Linked DNA regions of Mus musculus: region 2 is linked to region 1. Evidence: chromatin loops called from intact Hi-C (ENCODE). Cell type or tissue: left cerebral cortex. All regions are shown on one strand. Links, peaks and the distances in the headings refer to the core of each region. The heading gives the core; the rest is flanking DNA.

Region 1 (8,324 bases), core at 325-8,324:
CTCCTCCCAAGATGAATGTTGGAGCCTTCCCAGGATCTTTGCATGTTTATAGACCAGTCAAGGCCATAAGGGACATGGGTCTGGAGGGGCTTTGTAAGGGCCTCATCAGTTCTGGGTTGATTCCATCATTATTGGTATTGATTTTGTGTGTGTATGTATGCATGTGTTGGTGTGGAGGCCAGGGAACAACCTTGATGTCATTCATTAGGAGATATCCACCTTGGGTTTTGTGTGTGTGTGTGTGTGTGTGTGTGTGTGTGTGTGTGTGTGTGTGTGAAGGGTCTCTCATTGACCTGAGGCTTGGCAATTTAGGTAGGGTGGCTTGTCATTGAGTCCCAGGGATCCCCCTGCCTCTGATTCTCCAGTGCTGGGGTTTGACCAAACCTGTTTTTTACGTGTGATCTGGGCTCAGGCTCAGGTCCTCATGCTGTGTGCCAAGCACATTGCCAACTGAGCCTCAACCTTATACTGATTGGTTTGTATTTAACAGGGGGCAGGCTTTGGGGGCGTTTGCAGATTGACCAGTATGATGACTCCTGGGCACAGATTGATGATGTTTTAGAGGACACAGGATAGCCACAGAGGGTGACAGACTTTATCAGAAGCCACAGAGGGTGACAGACTTTATCAGAATGTGCCCCATGCAAGAACAGTAAATGATCAGAGTAGATGCCATGATGGGTTTAATGGTGGAAAAGATACAGAAGAGGCTCTAGCCCCACTGACAGAGCCAGTGCAATGGCCACACTGACAGCAACTCTTAAGGGGACTTAAGGCCCTGGATGGAGCCTAGCCTGTCTAGTAGTCCACACGATTGCCTATTTGAAGCTCAGAAGAGCCACTAACAAGGAGAGGATAGATCTCCTCAGCGTGTGGTTATCTTCTGCGGATGGTCTCTAAGGGCTGCTGACATGGCCTTCTGAGTTCCTTTCTACACCCCCCACCTTGAAGAGAGAGCAGCATCCTTTATCAGTCCCCACTGTGTTATTTTTCTCATTGCTGTTGATGACAAAGGCAGCTTGAGGAAGGGTTTGTTTTGGGTCGGTGTGTGGGGGGCAGTCCGTAGTGGTGGGGTGGTGGGGTGGCGTGGTGGAGGGAGTTTCAGACCCTAGCCACACTGTTGCTCGTGACCAGGGAGCAGATAGAGCTGGCTGCCTGGCCCTGCCTGGCTTGCTTCCTCCTCAGTCCAGAACCCTAGCTCATGAACACACTACCCCACTAGGTGCTACTCCTCACCTCAACTAGCTCATTCGGGAACTCCTTGGGTGTCTCTCGGGAGACTCATGGATACCCTGCCACTTGTCACTGACTCACTGGGTGCTGGCTTCTCTTCCTCCTTCTGCTTCTCCTCCTTTTGTCAGTCTCTTTGTTGGAAGAGAACCAGAAAGCAGTGTTCTCATGCGTATATCTCCTGTGATCCACACCCTCGCCTCTCCTGGGTGTGTCTGTAGTCACACTGTGTGTCCTCTTCCATTACCACCCTCTTCTTTCTCTTGCCTTCATTGGCAGAATGGTGAGAGGCCTCCCACTTTACTTTGTAAGACAGTCCCATTTGCATACTGATCTAGTTCTGGCTGCTTAGACTTCATGTTTCTTAAGGAAAATATATTTTACTTGACCAATGCGCTGTGGCTGAGGTGAATCATGGCATCCCCTCAAGAAACAGCAGAAGCCCTGGTTTGTATTGCATGCTCATTCCAACCCCTTCAAAGTGTGATCCGAGTAAAATGAGAAGTGAAACACCTCCTGCACAGCCCTTCCTTCTGGAGTGCCATCTGCCAAACTTATTCTAGATTGGTCAAAATTGTCCCATTTATTAGCTTTGTGGCCTCGAGCCACTTAGATAGTATATTGATTTTCTCATCTGGAAAATGGGGTTAATTTTACTTATCTCATAGCACTGCTGGGAGAGTTAACCAAGATAATGTGTATCAACTATATGTTATCACACATCATCAACATCATCATCGCAGGATAGCTAAAAGTAGAGTTAAACATGTCATCTCCCCCGGCATTTATTTTTTTCTCCTAATTCACATATGTTGTTATCACGAGACAATGCACCGTCTTTCCTACCCCATTCTTTTCCACGGCTGAATGGCATCTCCATCTGGTACCAACTGGTCCTCATGGTGGTAACCTGCACCACACAAACGATCCTTAAACTTGGGTCAGCAGATAAGTCCTCTGGGTTATATAAGGACCTTACCTTATTTGAGAAAAAAGCCCTATATGAAAAGATTCATCAACAAATATAAAGTCTTAGGAGACCTTGTGTGTTGTCTAAATGCAAACTGAGGATAATAATGTTAATGTTTATCTAGTTTCCCAGTATAAGAGAATTCAGTAAGGAAATCCTTTACTTTTTAAAAATGTGTATAAAGTACTCACTAAATCATATTAGCATGACCTATGTAGCTTGAATAATTGAGGGTGTTTTCCCCCCTTCCCCCCAACTCTTGGCTGCGACTCAGAGCCTGGAGCTGGAGAACAACAGATGTGTGTGCCATACTGGGAGATAGGAATGTCACCTGACAATCACACAGGCTCCTTACAAGACGAGCATTCACTGGGAACCCAGGAAAGCGTCCTGGAAGAGGTGTCATTGCCACTAGGCTTCCAAATGGAAGAGGATTCTAGACAACAGAAAACCGGAGGACACAGAATTCTGGTATCCTCCAACATGCTCATACTGAAGTCCTGGGGTTAGAAAGGCTTGCTGGAGTATCATCTGTTCCAATCAAAACTACAAGGGGACGGAAGGCCACGCCCCCAGCACCGGACTCCTACCACCCTGCTGCAAGTGTTTCCTGTTGGCGCACAGTGTATTAGAACAGGTTTTTATGGCATGGTGTGGGGAGGTGGTGTGGATATGTGTAATGGGAGGACCCTGGCATGTCTGTCTGTTTTGTGTTGCACTGAGCTGAAGTCGATCTAAGAAATCCTTGGGAAGCGAGCGGTGTGAGCACCTCAGTGGGTGAGAATGAGCCACGACATTTCCAGAGATTCGTCAAGTACTCTCTGTTTAATCATAGAATTTTTTTTTTAAATTTTCCATTCATTATAAATAACCCACTTAATTACTTAGCCATCTCTTTGAAAAAATTTGGTTTTTAGCATAAACACTGAGCGTCAACCAGAGGTGTGCCAGTTTAAAACAGAATAGGGAAGAATTTAAAAAATCCACAGAACCTTAACGTTTGTAACATGCGTAAAGACTGCAGTGCCGTTCCTTAAAGTTCCAGCCGTTTAAAACCAATTCCAGGTTGGAATGAGTAAACATAACTGTCTAATGTATTCTTTTTATAGGTACATTTGGACAAACAAATACATAAAACAGACATTGGCAGTGCAGAAACATAGAAAGTATTTTAAGCTGACAGTTCAATCCTAATGAGCATAAATTAAAGCAAATTTTGATTTTATTTTTTTCCTTACCATGAAAAATATGCTATCATATTTGTGTAAAAGGAGAAGTAGCCACAGACATGTTACTAAAGCTCCCAAAACTCATGATATAAATCAGTTTTGTTTGAAAACAAAAGACAGTTTTAAAGCAAAAGAGAAAAAGTTACCATAGCATCTTCAGTTGAACTTTGTCGCAGTCACGCACAGAGAGGTAGATGTGGTCGGCGGGGAAACCAGTGTTCAAATGACGGAAGGGTTGCGTCTACAACTCTGGCAGGCAGACAGTGTCTACTTCCTCTAAAGCCCCAAGGCTGTGGGGGTGAGACTTGAAAACCTTTGTGCTCCATGGAGGCAGCACACTCACCAAACAGACTCACTGCCTCCTCGTCCCCAGCATGGTCCCCACAGGCCGTGCAGCGTGGATCTCTGCCAGGCCTGACACCAGTGTTATAGCTATGCTCAGAATTATGAAGTCCCGAGACAGTGACACAGAGGACCTGGTGCTAACACCATAACACCAGCGCCAACCACGGTAACTATGACATAAACTACCATCATCTACAACACCAATGCTAACCATAACATAACCCAACACCACTGAAAAGCCCAGGGAATTCTGAAGGAATGATTGATTGTGGGTCCACAGCCCCCACTACCAACAGCAAAGGCAGCTGCTGGGGAGACCCGTGATGCCTGTTCCAACACTAAGCAGGAAGCTCAGGAAAGACGCTCCCACCACTGTTCAGTATGCTGCTTTAGCTTCTTGTTTGGGTTCAGCGTAGGCTTTTCTGGAGTCCTTTCCAAAGCTGGTGCCCAGTTCCCGGACTCATCCTGTTGACAGCTCGGTGAGTGGAAGGTCCTGCCTGCTCTTCTGGACCAGCCCTTCTTCCACCTGACTAGCAGTGTGGACATGTAACATTAGCTCATGCCCACGGCCTCATGTTTATTTTCTCTGGCTCCTAAGGCGATAGGATTTGATTTCTTAAGAGATGTTGTGAACATCTGTCAAATGATTCATAAATCTTCTCAGATGTCTCAAGTGCGCTTAATGTAACAGGTTGTGTCTTGCCAACAGGAACGATTTGGAACAGTGTAACAGGAATGTGCTTGGAACCAGCTGTGGAATGTGAACACATAATCCACTGTTGATTTCTGTGACTCTCCAGCTGACTGTGACATTTGGGTGTTGCACGGGGATGTTGTGTGTAAGTAAAATGGGAAACTAAGGAATGATGGAAGGGAGAAGCATACTGAGGTACGATTGCAGACGTCCCAAAGCACTGTCCGAGTTCACGGCAACACTCACCAGGACTTTCTCTGAAGCAGCCGATAATACATCTAAGCTGCACTCCCCCCCCCCCCCCCAGCCCCCACACACACTCTGTGCTGGGACTGAAGTGTTTCTGGAGTGTGCGGGGATGGATGGAAGAAGACGGTGTCAAGGAATGAGGTACCTGACGCTTCTCGGCATCTCTGCGATCTGCATCCCCCGCTGAGTTGATAAGGAAGAGCCCGTCACAGTCTTAGAAACAAAGAACCACTCGGTGAATCAAAGTGTGCGGTGAATGAGACTTTGGAATCGTTCACTGTCACCAGGAGGGAGGTTTCTGGATGGCATGACCTCATTTTGAACGTTATAGTGCTATTAGAGTCTTGCCTGCACAAAGGCAGTACGAAGAAAACGTGTTAGCTTTTGTCCCTTACTAGAACTTTTTTTTCTGCCTTAGGGAAAAAAATGAGTCCAAAATACTGTACTACCCTTGGCAGTAGCCAACAGAGTGTGTTTTGGAAATAACGCTCTTGTCAAAAACATCGTAAGGCACTTAAACAGGTATATCATATTTTTTTCTGTAAAAAAATAAAATAGGCATCAAAGCAGCATCCCCAAGGACAGGTCCTCAGAACCCCTGTATGTACAGCCTGTACATATATGTACACACTCCAGGAAGGCTGGCGCCACCCGAGTCACACTGTCGGCCTTGTCAGCTTCACTCCCTGTAAGACAGGAAAACAGTTCACAGTTAGACAGTGTCCACAACCAAGGGAAAATGTCAACTCGTACCAGATAATGTATGCCACCGGAGGAAGAGGCCACTGATAGATACTAGTTTCATCTGGAATGTCCCCTTTAGGTCCCAAAGAAGTATTATACCACTACTGAAAGATGGCACATAACCTTTAGGAGGTGAGGCCTACTGAAAGATATTCAGGCCATTGGGGGTGTGCCCTCAAAGGGGAATACAGGACCTTGGTCCCCCACCACCTTGGTCCCAGCAGTGAAAGGAAGGGGTTTATTGTATATATTCCAACAATGACCCTCTCACAGGCCCTAGAGCAACAGAGCGCCAGGTCATGGACTGAACCTTCCAAAACAAGGAGCTAAAATAAACCTTCCTTCTTTCTAAGCCTTGGGTATTTATTATAGCAACAGAAAGCCGACAGGCACAGTCATTCAGCTAGACTACATCACTAATCCTACTCCTAGAGACAGATCTAGCTATGAGCTCACATGTGGCCACCCGATGGTCATCTCCCTAAGCCTGGCCTGCCTACTTGCCTGCTTCTGCTCTGCAGGGATGGATATTTTGGGGCATATTAGTATTATGTGCAAAGCAAAGGTAGCCATGCTACCCTGAGGGCATATTCTTAGTGTTTATTTTACTGCATAAATAGTCCAGGATTTTTGGTTTACTTTTAGTCCAGATAAGCCTTAAAAATTTGAGACATTTAGAAGACAAATCCACTCCAATTGATCTTTTGTTTATTGTGACTGAATATTATTGCCAAGAATATGTGGCTTTTCAAATAATTTCTTCTTGTTGTGTCCTCTTTTGTAGTACTGGGTATTGAATCTAGGGTCTCACATATGTTAGGTAAATACTCACTCACTAAGCCACACCCCAGCCTATTTAAAATTTTACTTTGACACAGGTTTCACTAAATTGCCAGGCTGGTCATGGACTTTATTTTAGTCCAGAATGGCCTTGAATTTGCTATCCCACGCCTCAGTCTCCTATGTAGTAGCGAGGACTGCGTAAGGCCCAGCTAATTTTCTTCCTTTTCTGGGTCAACATTCATATGTATACATTCTGAGGGGGCAGTGTACATACATACTGATGAACGAAAGAGAAAAATCTCCAAAGAGGGTGAAAAGTGAAGAAAGAAGAAACTGAAGCAGTCTCCTGATGAGTAAGAGGCTCTGTAGCCGAGCCAGCACCATGACATGGCTGTCCTAGAACTTACTGTGTAGATCAGGCTGGTCTCACACTCACAGAGATCCACCTGCCTCTGCCTCCTGGGTGCTGAGATTAAAGGCGTGGGCTACCATGGATTGGCTATTTGCTACTTTTGTTTGTTTGTTTGTTTTGTTTTGTTTTGTTTTCTGAGACAGGGTTTCTCTGTGTAGCCCTGGCTGTCCTGGAACTCACTCTGTAGACCAGGCTGGTCTCGAAATCAGAAATCTGCCTGCCTCTGCCTCCTAAGTGCTGGGATTAAAGGTGTGTGCCACCACCGCTTGGCCTGCTACTTTATTTTTGAGACAAGGTCTCTCCTGTGTCTGAGGGTAGACTGGCTTGCCAGTGGCCCCGCAGGACTGGCATTGCAGTGCGCTGCCACATCCAGCCTTTTCTGGAGATGCTTCGGTCTGACTCAGGCTGTCATTCTTGAGCACCAAGTATTTTACCCACTCAGTCATCTCCCCACACCCCTGTTATTATAGTTCACTAGAAAAACATGTTGGAATAATGATATAGCAGAAAAAAGTAAGTTTATCAATCATTTGAATCTAGGAAGAGCATTTCAGTCTATCTGCATCCAAGTCAGATCTTTCTGGAGTCTCACCTTCTGCCTGGACACCATCCAAGACTTTATTGTTGGCACTAACACACTTCCCAGGAGAATCTGAGCTGGGTGGTAGATGAGCAAGGGCACGGATATCAGCGAGAGATGCTCATGGCCTGCAAACACTATCTTCAGCATTGGGATTCCTGTTCAACAAAGACGACAAAAAACAGAGACAAGTCAGGTTGGTGTCAAGCTGATTTTCAGAACTCTGCAATGTGTCATTACTGCATTTCCCCACGTGCATTCCCAGACCTGAATGGGAAATTGTCAAATAAAGCCAACAGTTCTCTCTTCCTTTCAGGACATAAGGCTCTAAGTTCTAACTGGAACACACGAAAAGGGGAGGGTGGTCTGTGTAGTGGGGAGGTACCTCTCACTCAAAATTGGCAGCTCCTTCTTCAGGAGGAGGAAGACTATGAAATGGGTCACTCTAAGAATCCTGGAAAGGACTAAGGAGAGGTTAACCGTGGATCTCCTCTTGCTCAGTGCAGTGAGTATGTGGTTGTTAGGAATCACCAAAGATAGAGGAAGCTAACAGCCCTTATGTACAGACATGGTATAGACAGCCACCATGGGAAGATACTCTGGCTGGGCAAACATCCTGTGTTCTACCCACAGCCCCTAGTGTTAGTCTCACGGTCAAGGATTCCAACGTGCTTACCAGTCACGGAACAATTCTATTCTAAAAGACTGGGGTATGCCCACCGCTAGGCAACTCTCTCAACCCTCCCAGACAGGAACCTCTCTTAGGGCTCCCCTCATACACATTTAGACATTTTCTGTCTTCTATTTCCATGTTCACTATAAAACTCAGAACTAATAAGACCAACATAAGACAAAGAACAAAATAAAATAAAATAGGTTTTTTTTTTTTTAATTAAAGAGTAAAAATCTAGGCACTGGAAGTTCACACAGCCTTGGGAGGCTAAGGAGGAAGCACTAAGACGTAAGCCGCTCCCTTCCTCCCCACTGGTGCTCCACAGGATGGCACTCAGAACCAAGGGCTTCATGAGCTCTGTGTCTCTGAGTAGACCTAGAAAGGAGGGTTACTGAGGTAGCCGTGAGGGGGCCCG
Region 2 (8,338 bases), core at 135-8,134, 490 kb after region 1:
TGAGGAAGCAGTGAGGACTCTCAGCATTATTCAGCATTTCCTTCTCAAAACCCGACACCACACACTGTGGACCCTGAGACACTCCTGACAGAACTTTGCACTCTAGCTGCATACACCTTAAAACATACACAGGTGTTTTCAGATTTAGGAGTCATTCAACCTAACAAAAGCAAACATGTAGATGTCATTTTCTGGAGTAATTTTTATTCAGATCTCAATTTTACTCTGATAAATTTTAGATGTGGAGGGTCAAAAATAATGCACAAAGTTCTAAAAACTGATTATACTTTCTGTAATAATTCTAATTTTCTATATTTCAGGAAGGCAAAAGTCATGGCACCTCATAGGAGATAAGCCTATGGGTAAACTATTTTGAGCAAAGGTAATTTTGCCTATTTAAGAAGTATAACCTTATTTCTCAGACATGGACAATAAACCACACAATGCCACTCGAATGGGACCTCACTGGGACCTGGTCTTCCAAGTGCTACTTTCCTTTAACTTGAGCATCCTGTGGTTTGTCAAATGTGGTTTACCTTCTTTACAACAGACAGACACAGCAATGACACATCACAGCACGACAGGCACTTGGCTCGAGTTTATGCTACTCAAATCAAAGTCCCCAAACTAAGCTGATGATAAAATTGAACCTTATAAAATAAATAGTAGGCAAAGTTTATCCTGGACAGCTCTATTTCCAGTGTAAGTATCAATTTAGGATTTTGCTCTGACAGTAGAATTTGGGACTTAGCTTTTGTTTGTTTTGTAATAACATAGCATATTTTAAAAATAATAGTCAATTTCTCATGTTTAAATTGTATTTTGAAAATTCACCAAAAGACTTCATTTTATATCAATTCTGCAGTTTAAAATGCTTCCCACACTATCGAAGTCCCCCCCCCCCCCCAGTACTGTACCCTTAGGTTTGTGTTCACATTATGTCCTTCCTTATGGTCTGAAGCCGCTGAGCTCACGCTGGGGCTAGGATTTGGGCTGCCCCTCTGCTCTGTGTACCTGTCTTCCCAACTGCAGCAGTGAGCAGTTGGGCAGGAAGAATTGCCTACTGACCCTGTGAAAGCCCCAAATGAAAGGTCATATTGCCACGTATAGCATGAGTCTTTCTTGTCTTTCTTTTGTGTCCTCTTGTCTTTTCAGTCAGAATGATGCAGGAAAAATTTGAAATGCCAAATTCCATAATTTTTTTTCCTTTTTTCGAGTGAAAACAACAAATACCTAATACAGACCTAAAAATGTTAAATGGCAAAGCCCATATAATTTTATCATATTTTCTTAATACTTAATTTTCTTAAATACTTTAGAGTATTAAGTACATAACACTTTAAATATAAAACACCAACTTTATAAAAAAAGTGTTAAAATATGGCAAAAGAATGCCTTAAAATGATTTTGTGAAACATAGGAAATTAACTTTTGAAGCCACAATCATGGGTTGCATATTATTTTCCCCTTTCTTCTGAAAAAGTGTCTCACAATGTAGCTGAGGCTAACCCCAAACTCAGAATAAGCTGTCTCTTTGTCCCAAGTGCTGGGATTACAGCCTTAACAATACCCTAGAAATTACAGGCTTTTCATGTCTTTTTAAATACTACCATTTTCTAATCCAAGCTGACAGGATCTCATGACAAAACTTTGAACGCTCGTTACATAGATGCTAAAACAAACTATGTCTGTGTGGTTTTTATGTGACAGTGCCTTGAAAACTGGTCAATATTCATACAACACAAAGACAAATCAGGATGTGTTCTCAATGATAGGACAGGTTTACACCTGTTGGAAACTTATGGAAATGTTTGGTAGAACACTGTCTTCCCAGGCTTGCAATGACATCTGCAGAATGTCTTTGTAGCTGGTCATTTAGCCTTAAAGCCACTCAGTGGAATAGGTTGAACTGTGTGATTTGTCTTAATGTATCAAATTCATAGGGTGACATTTTGGAATCTTCCCTGGGGTGCAACCCCACATCCCAGCACCTACCTTTCCTCTCGGCAGCCTCGGCCCTGGTCAGGTAGTGGTAGAAATTGTCTAGCTTGTCCGGCTGGTCCTCCAGAGGCCTCTGCTGCCAGAAGAGGGACTGTGCCTTCGCAGCTTCCCGGAGCTTATCCCACTGTTCCATCAGTGCAAAGAGCTCGGTGAAGGACTTGTGGAACCCATCTCGCAGCATGTCCACGCAGATGCTCTTCTTGTATGAGTTCCTGTGGCTGGGAACACGAGCAGAACACCAGCCATTTTAGACCAGAGAGGGGTTCTCAATCTCTAAACACCAGACAGGCTTTCTTACTCATCTTCCTCAGCGAAAGCATGAAAACTATCAAGAGATCTTTGTGACAAATCAAGCAACTTCCATTTTAGAAGGATGCAGAGAGCTTACCTAACACAGTTGTGTTAATGTAACCGCACCTCTGAAAAGGACAAATGTGTTACTTTAACTATTCAAAGTTTTTTTTTCATACACACAGACAAATACAAACACGTCCACTCCCTACCCTACCCTCTACACACACCCCTGCTCAAACCAACCAACCTATCAGCAGACCAAACAGACCTGCCAGCCAAGTAAGAAGACCAACAAGAAAAAAAACTTGTTGAATATTAAAAGTCCATTAATTTCTGTATTATGTAGTTCTACAATCTGTTATTGGAATTTGGCCATTTCCAGTCAATCATGCTTCTGCATTTAATGTTTTAAACAATTACTGAAATACCATAGTGTGTGTGTGTATGTGTGTGTGTGTGTATAGATACATATATATAATATACATATATATATATATACACACACACATATATATATGTATGTATATGTACATATGTGTATATATATACAGGTAGGATCAAATGAATGGTTTGATAACTCAATTATTAAGTAAGTAGATAAACAAATAGAAATTCACTTCCTAGTAAATTTGGAAATTTGGAAAGCCGAGACAGGAGGATTGTTCATTTGAATTCAGCCTGGGCTACATAGTATGAGCCTGTCTCAAAAGATAAAACCAAATAAAAACCTCCTAACACATACTTTATTGTTCATAAGCACGGATAAAGAAACAGATGACTCTCTGTTGTATTTATCCCACAAATCCCTACCGGCTTTCTCATGATGAAATACCTACTTTTTCCATTTTCTTATGTGTGTTGGGTGCATATGTGTGTTGTGCATTGTTTGCATATGTGTGAAAGTACAAATGCATGTGTGTGTGCCTGCGGGTGGGGGCCTGCGGTTGATGTGAGGGACATCCATGATCACTTTCGAGCCTTATTCTTGGGGGCAGGGTCTCTAAGTCTGACCCAGATCTTACAGATGCAGCTAGTTTTACTAGCCAGTTTGTTCTGGAGACACTCTGTCTCCACTCCCTGAGTTAACGGCAGTTAAAGGCAGGTGGATACACTCTCTGGCATATGTGTGAGGTCTGGGGATCTGAACTCCAGTTCTTATGCTCGAGTGGCAAGTGATTTAACTTTTGAGCCCCCAAACTCAGCCATCTCTGCAGCTCCTCCCCCCCCCCCCCCCACCGCCCGCCAAGATGTACTGTTCTAGGCCAAAAAGAGTCAGTGCCCTTGTAAAATCTGTATGCCTGTTCAAGGGAAGACACAGACAACAACTAAACAGACACATAATAAACAATGATTGAAAATGTTTATTTAAGAGTTACATGTGCTGCCAGGTGTGGTGGCACCGGTCTTAATCCCAGCACTCAGAAGGCAGAGGCAAGCAGATCTCTGTGATTTTACATGCTGAGTTCCAAGCCAGCTAGAGTTTTGTAGAAGGATCCTGTCTGAAAACAAACAAACAAAAAACAAAAGGAAAGAAACAAAAGGAAAAAGAATACACATGCTTATGGAGAACATATGGGGTAGTCACTGTTTAACCAAAAGAACAAGTAGATATTAAAAGATAGTTTCAAGTAAATTACTGTATGTTCTTTCTTTAAAAGAAGACAGTTCGATGTTTAGGACAATTGATCTGATGGGGAACTGACTACTGGCAATACAGGCTTGAGGGTCGGTGGAATCTACCTGATCACTCAAAATCAGGAGTTCTGATGTGGAGCCCGACATGCCCTGACATCCCTACCTGAACATCCCTGAATCCCATTCCTTTCCCTGTGTAAAAGCCTGTATTAGCATCAGTCCTAACCACATTGCAGAACTCTTCTAGGAACCCATGAAATACCGTGTGTGCAAACTCTCTGGGAAATACTAACCCTGTGGTGGTTGGTTCTCACCTTCTAGCTATGCATTGGATTCACTGGAGGTTTGAAAACAAAACCTACCCGCCTACCAAGAATGTCTCATGCAGTGGCCCTGCTTAGGTATGGAGGGAAGCTAAGTGTGGTGAGACACTGAGGTTGCTAAGGCCAAGAGTGGCAGAGCTAGCTGCCGAGGAGGCTGGATCGGGGCTACATTAACAGGATGCACCTGTGGATAGTTATTATTATTGTGAAGCTAGGAGTGGAACATGGATGGAGTCTTTGAGCATGCTAGGGACCATTCCTCCCGAGCTCCACCCCATCCACATGGCTGCATTTGAGAAGTGTCTGGAAGGATCGTCCTACATGAACTTGAACTTTAGCTCTCTCCCACCTGATAACCAGATTATTTACAGAAATAACTGATAGAGAGTAAAGAAACTATCTTCCTATACCAAAAAATTAAGAGCCATCATGTGATTCTAAGATTAAAAGAGAAGACTAATGCATGATTTCTGTTTCCTGCCATGTCCTCTGATCCAGTGAAAAGGGCCCAGAATAGAAGGGTCAGGAGTGAACCTGTGAATGGGCCACACCCCCTTTCTCCCACCCCCCTCCCTCAAATACTAGGCGAGGTAGAAATGGAACTCGGTTTCTTGTAATATCCAGAAGAATTGGGAGGGAGGGGGCAACTGTGCCCATCTCTTGTGGGATGCATGAAGGTATGAGGACAACCACCATCTATCTCCTTGTCCATCTCCCTGAGCACAGGGCATATGGAAACAACCAACTCTCAGGTTCTAAGCAGAAGACAGCTGGCCCTTTAATTTCTCAAGGACCTAGGACAACACGAGAGGGACACCATAACATCCCAGGTGCTCTGTGTGCCACACTGAAGGTTTTGGACAGAGAGGGCCACAATTCCTGCCACCATAGTTTCAAACAGCAGCAAGGTTTGTATGCTAAAAGGCTATGTATAGGCTGCACATGGGGACAGACCCAAGACACAAGCTGTGCTGGAGAGATGTGGCAGCTCAGGCTAGCTCATCTGCAGAGCTGATGGCGAAGCTCAGCCAGAGATGCACCTGGCCACCTCTGTGGGACTGCATAGCTCAGGAATACACTCAGTAAGAGAGCTTGCCTTCCAGAAGCTTAGAAAACCAAAGCTTCTAGATACCTGCTAATGGCGCATAGGGGAAGGTCTGGCTGAGTGGCCTGGTGGATTCAAGGCTGATATCTCTGGGATTATCTTGTTCTCTGTGCTTTGCTGATCACTATCAAGCTGCTACAGATCACTTTTAAAATGAGAAGAAAGGAGACTCGGTGGCATGGTTTTCCTTATCTGTGGGGGAAAGCGAAACCATTTCTGTAAGTAGCAGCTCCTCGTTTATGCCTTACTGGTCAGAACTGGGTCAAACGCCACCCTGCTATATTGCAAACCAACACTGCCTTTGGTTGCCATCTTGTTCAGGAAAGGAAGATACTGCATCAGAGATATGGACACTAAAAGATAAGTTTCTGACTTTTTAGGACTAAAGCTGAACTTTCGTATATATTTTCGTTTGTGGGACCCAGTAATTCTATTGCCTTTTGGCTCCCACACTGAGTGCAATGTTGTTTAGTTTTGTTTTGTTTTTCTGTTGTAGGAGGAGAGGTGATGGTAAGTGGCTTTTGAATGTTGAGAAAGATCACCACACTGGTCTGGCTTTATCTGAGTGACAAGATAAGATTTTGACACTAGGGAGGATTAATGCTGAGGGCCAGGAATTAAAATGAAGTTATATATATACATACATATATATATTAGACTTAGAGTCCGTGACTCTGAACTTCACACCTGATCCTACAGAAGGAGTGGAGGAGGACAAGCCCGGAAGCTTCGAGGAGAGATAGTGGGCTTTGCTGGCCACTCATGAGAAAGGCTGTAGGTCTGGATCCAGGGCACAGGAGGTAGAGAAGCTGTTGGCTCCAAAATGTATTTAGGTGATGGCATGTGGTGGTGGCATGACTTGGTGACTGGTGTTACCAACGTGAAGAAGCAGATTGACAATGGGTCATATTCTAAAGAGGGGAAACAAATGGTTGATTGGACTTTGAAAATGATTAACTGGAGTTTGTGGAATCTGAGGATATATGTGATTGGCAGTCCAGAAGGCCTCAGAGGATGGAGGCTGTAACGCCAACCTTTCTTAAAATAAGAGATGCTATCTCTGTGTGTTGGAGGCTCTCACCATGTATGTGAGAAGACCTCCTGGGTCAAACATAAAGAAAAGTGAAATGCTGGCTTTAAACACTAAGTTGGAGCATCATAAGAGCCACTCCTGCAAGATCAGGTGAGAAACAAATGCAGACAAGCACCCCAGGCCTCCTTTGTTGGCCTAGAGAGATGGAAAAGGGTCATTTGCTGCAGGTGACCTGCCCAGCATTGAGGCCCCCCCCCCACAGCTAGCAGCATTCTAGAATAGATGAAAATAACCAGTCCCACTGGAGATAAGTTATTTGTGGGTCAAGAATTTTAGTAATTTAATCAGGGCCTTTTTACCAAAAGGATGAGTACTGAGGTAAAGTGTTGATCCACAGACACTGTCTGGGAAACAGGATGAAAGCAGGACTACAGCTCATTCAAGGAGGCAATGGCTTCTTAGGAACACTGTTGGGGCTGTTCTTGCTATCCACCGTCTGTTAAGGGTGCTATGACTTGGCCTTTCCTTCTGGACCAAGTTCTCTCCTAATTTCCACCTAATTAGTTACTAAATAATACCCTTCCAATAAGGCCACTTCCACTTAATTTAGTCATGATCAGTTGCTGCTCCCTATGGCCCTAAATTCCCAAAGCCCCACCAAAGGCTGGACTGAGATTATGTCTGAGATAGCTTTCAGCTTCCAAACATCCACGAGATGCAATTGGCATCCATTTCAAAAATATCTAGTGAATGTTCAAATGGCCATTCTTCACGAAGATGCTCTAACAGTCAATATTTCAATATGTATCTATAACTATGCTGACGTTTTGATTTGGCACATAGGTTTGCACATGTGTAAACTTATGTATCATCAAATAAGCCCTGTTATTCAAACCCAGGATGAAGAAAAATCAGTGATGTCAACCTACTCAATAAATTCCCATTCAGACCTTCATAGTTAATGTAAATCTTTATTTACTAAGATCCCTTGATTATTTGGAAGTAACAGTGTGCGTCAGTTCTTGCTAGTATATTTGAACTCTTCAAATTTCTGTTTCTTAATAGACAACTGTAGTCAAAGTTCTCTTGCTTTGTGCAAATGTTTGTTTATTTTAAATATAAAGACAATAGAATTTTGTCACCTTTTTAATCATTTTTCCTTGGGACCTGATTGTTTTACTCCTCAGTTTTAGTGACACACCAAAACATTTATGAATATTGGTCTAAACTAAAATATGTTGCTTTTAGGCATCAGAATAAAAATTTATACAAGGGGGAAAAGAGAACTCTGGGAACCCCCTGAAAGGATTTCATATTACGGAATTTGACGCCAGTGCTCACAGAGAACAAGGGGTATGCAGATAAATGTGAGGCCATTACTGGCCACATCAACCACCTATAAGTGTGTTCCAGGAAGTGATCACAGAGGCACATCAGACTTCGGTGCCATGTCAGCTACATCAACCCAACATAAGCTAGAGGGCCACTAGAGAGGAAGGTGTTTTCTTAATTAGTGATTGATGTGGGAGAGCCCAGCACATTGTGGGTGATCTCACCCCTGGGTGGCCTTGGAAAGCAAGCTAAGCAAGCCATGAAGAGCAGGCCAGTAAGCAGCACCCCTCCGTGGCCTCTGCATCGGCTCCTGCCTTCAGATCCCCCCAACTCCCTTTTAAGGCCCTGGTTCCACTGCCTTCAGTGATAAACTGTGATGTGGAAGGGGAAGCCAAGTGGACCCTTTCTACTTAAGTTGCTTTTGGTCATGATGTTTCCTCATCGCAGTAGAAGTCCTAACTAAGACACCGGGATGGGATCTGCAGCTGGGGAATGGATTTTCAAACTAGATGTAGTTCTATCTACATGGTGTCTATTGCTATTTAAAGGCACCACTCAATGGCGATCTGGTTATTTCAATTTGCATCAAAACTCCTCTAAAAATATTTGTGTTGC

The links. Peaks named below come from ENCODE experiments on the same cell type or tissue, not always from the same donor. Only the 100,000 strongest peaks of a DNase experiment are listed, where the experiment ranks them.
Region 2: a loop joins it to region 1, with 2.6 times the contacts of the local background. A loop is called at or near these places in 19 of 42 quality-filtered maps.

What each region holds. Positions count from the first base shown.
Region 1 is chr8:78,728,688-78,737,011 of GRCm38, reverse strand. Slc10a7 (solute carrier family 10 (sodium/bile acid cotransporter family), member 7) reads right to left here. Exons shown (of 12, transcript NM_029736.2): 11 at 7,249-7,394; 12 at 3,000-5,403. The coding sequence ends at 5,374. Among named protein-coding and RNA genes, the nearest start is that of Gm39203, 58 kb to the right of the region's middle. In left cerebral cortex, for the core only: no CTCF peak of the experiment used is centred there; DNase peaks (open chromatin) are centred at 3,752 and 4,466.
Region 2 is chr8:78,239,980-78,248,317 of GRCm38, reverse strand. It overlaps Ttc29 (tetratricopeptide repeat domain 29), which reads right to left. Exons shown (of 14, transcript NM_183096.3): 6 at 1,996-2,219. Among named protein-coding and RNA genes, the nearest start is that of Ttc29, 31 kb to the right of the region's middle. In left cerebral cortex, for the core only: no CTCF peak of the experiment used is centred there; no DNase peak of the experiment used is centred there.